Linked DNA regions of Mus musculus: region 2 is linked to region 1. A link is a loop called in an ENCODE intact Hi-C map of the cell type or tissue named here. Cell type or tissue: heart. All regions are shown on one strand.

Region 1 (4,000 bases):
AGAACTAGAATTTATGGTAAAAAGCACATTCCATAACAAATGCAGAAAACTACAACGTATTCAATGTACAAGGTTATGTATGTGTCATGAACACATTTGAAAACCAGCTAATCAAAACAAATGAAGGAGATTTTTGTAATTTCTTTCAACTGTTTTATCTTTACCCATTGGTTCCTACACAAATGATAAGGCGGGGAATGGTCTAGCATATTTTAGTATATTACATTTTGGATTCTACAAATATGAAAGTACACATTACAGAATATGGAAATATAAAAGTCAAAATTTGTAAAGCAGCTTGAGCCCACTAAATCTTAAGTGTATAATCATTAATAACATTTTGAAAAAATGTAATAAACAACTTTATTTTTCTGTGTTAACAGCTTTACATTAATTTTTCTTGTAATCTTTTTCCAGTCTGTCATTTTAAATTTCTAAAATTAAGCAGTAAACACAACTCCCCTGAAAAACAAGTTAACCCATCATACACAAAATGAAGAGAGGGAGAATTTTATGTGAGAGTGAACAATTTCCAAACTGGTTAGGAAAGATTGACTCCACATGGTCGGGTGGATCCTGGTAAGAAGCTTTTCTTCAGAACTTTTCACATTGAGTGCGCCTTCCAGAATTCCCAAACTGCCAAAGGGTAATTTTAATATTAAATAGCTCGAGGCTACAATCACTGTCAAGCTCAAAGATTTTGTAATACTGAGACTCCCTCATAGGCAATTACTTCAAACAACAAAGGACGTCTGGCACATCCTCGGGGATGAGAGTCGGTGTACAGACCTCTCCGCTCTTCCCCAAGCTAGGAACCACACCAACACAAGCATGTATCCCCACATCAGTGTTCACGACTCCTCTAAGAATGTGGAAGTGTCACCGCCATTTTCGACGACATCCCAGGGCCGACAATCTCGGCTTCGGTGCTCACTGGGGCGCTTGGCCCACAACAGCCCGCACACCCCGCTCCCAGCCCCCTGCAAGGAAGCTCTTCCAGCCCGACTAAGGGCGCACGCGGCCCGCGGGGCTCCGAAAGGCGCTCGGGCACGCGGCGGTCTTCCCGCTAGCTGTCAGGCCTGGGGAGCGGCAGACCCGCGGCGCTGGGGAAGGGGCAGCCGGACTCCCCGAGGGCGCCGCCCGCTCCTCCTCAGAGCAGCAGCATCCGGCGGCTGCGCCCACGGGCACTGCGGCGCGACGGCGCGGTCGGCGAGTGGCGAGGGGAAACAGGCCACGGCCGAGGCCCACCCGGGGTCCCTCAGCTCCACCCGCCCCGCCGCCGCCATCTTGTACGCAGCGGCTGCGACACATACAATAGTCGACCGCGACCTGGCAGGGACCGCTCGGGGCCTGCGCTAAGGACCTCTGCCTTCCAGTCCCCGGCTCCCCGCAAGGCAGCGGCCCTACCTATGCCTACCGACTAACAGCTGGATCCCATCCGTGCCCCACACAGTTTAGCACTCGGCCTCCAGTCACCGCGATGAAGCAGCTACCGCCTCCATGGGACTACACGCATGCGCATCTTCGCCTAAAGCCCTCGTCCGCTCACTGCGCCTGCGTGCCTCAGGCTCCGCGTTCTCCAGAGACGCTGTCGGGGGACAAGGCCGCCCTCTGCCAGAAGGGGGCGATCGCCAGCTATGGCTGGTCCTACACCTGCAGCGGTCTGGGTAACATCACTCAAGATTTTAGAACCTGCAAACCATCCCTCTTCTCTTCCATGAAGCCTTCTCTGATTACTATTCCCTCAGTATCACAACGTAACATTCACTTATTAACATATTCTCGCTTTTACTGCTCACTCCCATCGCCCCCTTTTTAAAGAAAAGGTCTGGAACTTTGAACTCACATAGATCCCACCTGCTTCTGCCTTCCAACTGTTGGAATTATAAGTGTGTGCCTCCACACCCAAGTACGTTGTAGCTGTCTTCAGGCACCCCAGATTAGGAATGGTTGTGAGTCACCATGTAGTTGCTGGGATTTGAACTCGTGAGCTTCAGAATAGCAGTCAGTGCTCCTAACCACTGAGCCATCTCTCCAGCCCTTATCTCCCACCTCTTAAATGGGAAATTACACCGTGCAGTGTTGGTACAGGCCTTTAATCTCAGCACTTGACAGGCAAGATGCAGGCAGAAATCTGGGAAAGAAGCCAGCCTGGTCTACAGAAGATGTTCCAGGACAACCAAAGCTACACATCCCTGTCTCAAACAACACAAAATAGATAGAATAATAAAATGGGAAATTAGAAAGGAATAAAAGTTAAGGGCTGAACTGATTGATGGCTCAGCTGTTAAGAGCACTAGCTGCTCTTCCAGAGGTCCTGAGTTCAATTTCCAGCAACCACATGGTGGCTCACAACCATCTGTAATGGGATCTGATGACTGCTTCTGGTGTGTCTGAAGACAGCTACAGTGTACTCATATACATAAAATAAATAAATAATTCTAAAAAAAAAGTTTAAGTCAAAAGACTAATATTGAAAAATTTTTATATCATTTCAGAATTCAAAAAATAAACTACCTGAGTGGTGAACATCTATAATCCTGATTGATTTTACCCATGAAAAAGATTGGGCTAAAATTTTTTTAACTGTTTTCTTCAATGTTCTATCTTTTTAAATTGACTCAGTTATGCCAATATAAGCTAGTTCAAAAAAATTAAAGGACTGCAGGACAGTGGTGAACTGCCTTTAATCCCAGCACCTGGGAGGCAGAGGCAGGTGGATTTCTGAGTTCGAGGCCAGCCTGGTCTAGAGTGAGTTCCAGGACAGCCAGGGCTACACAGAGAAACCCTGTCTTGAAAAAAAAAACAAAAAACAAAAAAAAACAAAACAAAAAAAACAAACAAACAAACAAAAAAACAAGAAATTACAAATTAAAAAAAATAAAAATTAAAGAACCATCCTCCTCGGTGAAATTTTTAGGAGTCCAGTGGTGTGGAGCAAGCAGAGATATTCCTTCCAAGGTGAAAGGTAAGTTACTGTACCTGGATCCTCCCACCATCCAGAAAGAAGCACAACGTTTAATGGGTCTATATGGACTCTGGAATGAACTACAATCCAGAAAGGAGTTGTAATGCTGCAGCTGTCCACTTCTTGGTGGTGCAGGTATAATGTTCAGGACTGCCAGTAAGCCAGGTCCTAGACTTCTCTCCCTCAGTCAACAGATCATAGGGAACCCCCCATAAGGCTTTAGGTACACGCTTGGCAGCAGACAGCTAGCTCAATTGGTCCAGTCTCGAGGATTGTTCCAGCCAGAGCTTCAGTTATGCTCTGCACTTTCCCATCACATAGGGATTGACAGCAAATGATAAAGCTAGCTTTCCCAGAACTTGGCCCATATCTCAATTTTCTTAGGGCCCCCAGAGGATGCCCTCACCCCAGACAGCTGGAGGCAATTTAAGAGAATGATAGCCTCACTCCCAAAAGGTGGGGTGGGTGGTTTTATGGTCATTTCATGGGTGATGGAAGTTTGTCATCATTAAAGGGGGGTTGATCACAAGTTGTAAATGGTCGTGATCAGGAAGGAAACCAAGTATAGGAGGTTAGATTCAAGGATCTCCTCTTTTTCTCTTTATCCTTTTTTCTCTCCTACCTAGTGTTAGGGGGAAGGGGGGGAAGAGGGGATGGAAAAAAAGGGGGGAGATATAGGAATAATAGGACAAAAGGGTAGATTATTGAATCAACTTTTGAAATAAAGAGCATCAACAAGCTAAATATTTAGATTGGCTTAGAGTTGTATATATTGGTAGAAATTTAAGGTTCTATTTCATTACATATATTTCATGTACTGTATGTTTTGACTCCTGTTTAAGGTATTGTACCATTGCAACTCATTTTAAAATGTGATGTAAAGTTCTAGGCCTTAAAACCTACTATTACAAACTGTTTAGGATAATTAAGAAATGCAAGTTAGTAGTCAATCAAACTTGTGGTCATTATGAATACTAGTTTTTTTTTAATTTCAAATTATTTTTCTTTTATTAGATATTTTCTCTATTTACA
Region 2 (4,000 bases), 82 kb after region 1:
AAAGAAAGCACAGAAAAAAAGTCATGTCCTATGGGCTGGAGATGCAACAGTTAAAAGCACTCACTGCTCTTGCAGAGGACCTGAGTCTTATTCCCAGCACGTTAGGCAGCTCACAACTGCCTAGTACTTTAGATCCAGGGGCATCCAACGCCCTTGGCCTCCATGGGCACCTGTACCCATGTGTACCTATCCCTACACACAGATACACACATAAACACAAATTAAACACACACACACACACACACACACACACACACACACACACACACACACGAGTAGAGAGTTTGGGCCCTCAAGAAGCTCAGAGGTAAAGGTGTCTGCTACTGAGCCTTGCCACTTGGTAGTTTCGCAGCACCTACATAGTCAAAGGAAATAACTGATTCCTATGAGGTTTCCTCTGACTTCCTCACACTACCACACACACAAACAAACAAATGTGTACCATTAAAAACATCCATCCATTAGAAGTAGATTCACAGCCGGGCAGTGGTGGCGCACGCCTTTAATCCCAGCATTTGGGAGGCAGAGGCAGGCGGATTTCTGAGCTCGAGGCCAGCCTGGTCTACAAAGTGAGTTCCAGGACAGCCAGAGCTACACAGAGAAACCCTGTCTCGAAAACAAACAAACAAACAAACAAAGTAGATTCATTGAGAAAAACAGTGGGTGATAGACCTGGAGTACCTAAAGGACCAATTATGGGAGAATATTCCTTTAGGAGGGAGGAGGAAAAAGTTAATGTTAGACAGTGAATTTATCTACATATTTTCATTATATAACTACTTGTTTACTAAACCTATATTTTGTGTTGTGATTGTAATTAGCACAGTGGGTAGGAGAAGACAGATGTATGAGAAGTTTTTTTATTTTTAATTCCACTTTAATAAAAAGATTTATGTGCACGAGTGTTTTAACTTCAAGTATGTATATGGATTCAGTACTCTGGAGGCCAGAAGAGGGCATCTAATTCCCTGGAGCTAGAGTTACTGGTGGTTGTAAGCCACCATGAGGTGCTGAAAACTGAACCTGTCTTCTGCAATAGCAGCAAATGCTCTTAACTGTTGATCCACCACTCCAGCCATCAATATCCTATCTTCTTTTTATGGACATAACTTAAAATTTGGATATTGTTTTAGTTAGGGTTTGTATTCCTGCACAAACATCATGGCCAAGAAGCAAATTGGGGAGGAAAGGGTTTATTCAGCTTACACTTCCACATTGCTGTTCATCACCAAAGGAAATCAGGACTGGAACTCAAGCAGGTCAGCAAGCAGGAGCTGGTGCAGAGGTCATGGAGGGATGTTACTTACTGGATTGCTTTCCCTGGCTTGCTCAGCTTGCTTTCTTACAGAACCCAGGACTACTAGCCTAGGTATGGCAGCACCCACAACAGGTCCTCCCACCCTGATCACTAATTGACAAAATGACTTACAGCCGGATCTCATGGAGGCATTTCCTCAAGTGAAGCTCCTTTCTCTGTGATAACTCCAGCTTGTGTCAAGTTGACACATAAAACTAACTAATACAAGGTATCTTAAACCCAAAGGACAGAACAAGTGTGTGTGTGTGTGTGTGTGTGTGTGAATGTGAGTGTGTGTCTTGTTTTTCTGAGACTTGGTCGCAATATGAGCTCAAGCTGGCCCTGAGGAATTTGTGATTTTCCTGCCTCAATCTTGAGCCTGCTGGGACTGAAAATGTCAAATTTGTTTCTAAAAACGTGGAAGCAACCCTTTCTGTTCTTCCAATCTCCCAAATAGTCCTAATTTTTAACCTCACGACTTAACACAGAAGCAAATTCCCGCTCTCAAAACTCATCTCTAACTAATGGACAGATGAGGAAATCCCTGAATCCTACTCCCTTTTCTAAAGTGATCTAGACAAGTGACACAGGCTTCCAGCTTAGCCAATGGATGAAGCGGGAGCAGAAGCCTTTGTAAACAAACCCGGAGTCCTTGCACTCTGGCTCCTCCCCAACATGGAGGTGATTCATCCTTGGCCTGGAAATCTAGGCGTGACCAATGCTTCTTCAGCCAATCAGAGCTGGGAGTCTCCATCGAGGGCGGAGCGAATGGACAGACGCTAAGACCAATCAAAAACTGGAACTTCTGAAAGAGCTGGGCGGGCATTGTTTCACATTTAGACCAATCAAAACCAGGTAAGTGAGCGGCATTCTCTGCTGTCCAATAGATGGACGGGGCGTTGTCCGGCAGCCAATGAATGGCGCTGGGGGGCGGGGCGAGACGCGCGTGTGAGGCCGAGGTACCTCGAGCGTTTGTGCGCCGAGGCTCGCGCTCTTAGGAGGCGGCGCTGTGCTGTGGTGCGGACCTCGGGGCGGCGTTGTCCGCGCGGCCAGGTGGGTTGAGGCGTCGGGGCTGGGATCGTCTGGCCACCCGGGACTGCGCACAGCCCCTCTACCCGCGGGCTGCCCGGGAGCGCGCACAGCCCCTTCCCAGCGCGGCCCGGGCCCAGGCCGTCCGACGCTCTGGCGCTCGCGGGCCAGCTCCTCTCACCTCATCCCTTTTCACCATCCTTGCTACGTATGACCTGCCGCCTCCTGGCGCCCCTCCTCTCTCTCGCCTTCTGAGACGTTCACTCTCAACCTCAGGATTTCAGCCTCATTTCCCCCGGAAACTAACACCTCTCACTTTGCTTTTTGTAGGCACCTGGAAGGGTGAAGGCGAGAGGCAGATGACGACGCTGAACACAGGCTCCGCAAGGTTCGGAACTGCAATGGGCTTGCTTAAACTCTCTCTGCCTCCCCTTCAATGCCATCTAATCCCACTCTTCTTCTAGAATCATTGTCCTCATAAAGTGCTTTTGCTCAAAACTGCTGAAAATGCAGGTGGAAAGGCTTGCCAGCAGCAACCAATTTGAAATCTGTTACGTGGAACGGGATGGAACGGGATTCTGACCCAGCTTAGAGCACTAATTTACACTATGAGGAAGGGCCTGGTCATCCCGGACGTCCGTAAGATACGGGATATATGTGATTATCACACACAGCCTCTGAGAGAATTACAACAGCCCAGAGGCGACCTTCAGCATTATCTTTACAGAGAATTTATTTGTTTATACCTCATAGTATGGCAGTGTTTGGCTTCCTGTGGTGGTTCTAACCATATGTTTCTAGATGGCCTTCCACACTGTCTCAAACCCAAATAAAAATATGCCAGACGTTTACTGCGAATAAATTAGCTTATCACTCATAGTTTTAACTGAGATTTTAGAAGTTGAGGAGTATTAGACAATAGGGGTTTTATTTTGGAAGCCAGAGGACATTGAGTATTGGAATACGTCTAGTACTTTAGGCAGAAAGGGAGAAAGAATAAGATATCTATCCATATCCAAAATTGCATTGTTCTCATGTTGTCATTTTCTTGGCTTTATATCTGGAATTGTTTTTCTTGGTTTTCAAAAAGGAAAATTAAGTCGTAGTTTAGCATCAGATTCACTGTTGTGGAGTTTGTAAGCTTTACTTTACTATTTTTCTTATCCAATTTGTAGCACATAACAGTATATAGTTCCTTGTGTTTTGCTGTGGTAAGATTTTTGTCGTAGTAGAGAAAGAAGTCTGTTAGAGGAAATTAAAATCAGTCTTTCCTCATAGGTGACAGCATTGCCTCGCAGGCCTTATGTTTGTGCCATATTTTTCACACTGGAAAGAGCGGAATCTTAAAACTGTTGTGATTTTTGTCAATTATAGCAGTTGTCTAAGTCATGGGTAAAATACGATCTCTGAGTTGGTCACTATAGTACGATCTCTGAGTTGGTCACTATAGTAAACTGTTGTAAGTCTGCATTTGAAAATCAAATGTACCTACCATGTCTTTGATAAATCTGTGCTTAGTGATCACTTGTTTGGAAATTTAGAAGATGGTAGCTTGTGCTTCCTTCCTTTGATCTTAAAGTTTAGTAGAGGAGAGACCTATAAGCCAAGAATTAAATGCACAGAGACTTCTGCTGTTCAGGATGTGGGACTGGAGAGAAGCCCTATCCTCCATGT

The links. Peaks named below come from ENCODE experiments on the same cell type or tissue, not always from the same donor. Only the 100,000 strongest peaks of a DNase experiment are listed, where the experiment ranks them.
Region 2: a loop joins it to region 1, with 3 times the contacts of the local background. A loop is called at or near these places in 4 of 42 quality-filtered maps.

Annotation. Positions count from the first base shown.
Region 1 is chr6:83,911,897-83,915,896 of GRCm38, reverse strand. Zfp638 (zinc finger protein 638) reads right to left here and starts at 1,544. Exons shown (of 27, transcript NM_001355286.1): 1 at 1,418-1,544. In heart, no CTCF peak of the experiment used is centred here; a DNase peak (open chromatin) is centred at 1,556; H3K4me3 peaks cover 1,842 bases; H3K27ac peaks cover 1,236 bases.
Region 2 is chr6:83,829,985-83,833,984 of GRCm38, reverse strand. Paip2b (poly(A) binding protein interacting protein 2B) reads left to right here and starts at 2,244. Exons shown (of 5, transcript NM_146169.2): 1 at 2,244-2,350; 2 at 2,657-2,714. The coding sequence starts at 2,686. In heart, a CTCF peak has its summit at 2,313; a DNase peak (open chromatin) is centred at 2,104; H3K4me3 peaks cover 1,991 bases; H3K27ac peaks cover 1,676 bases.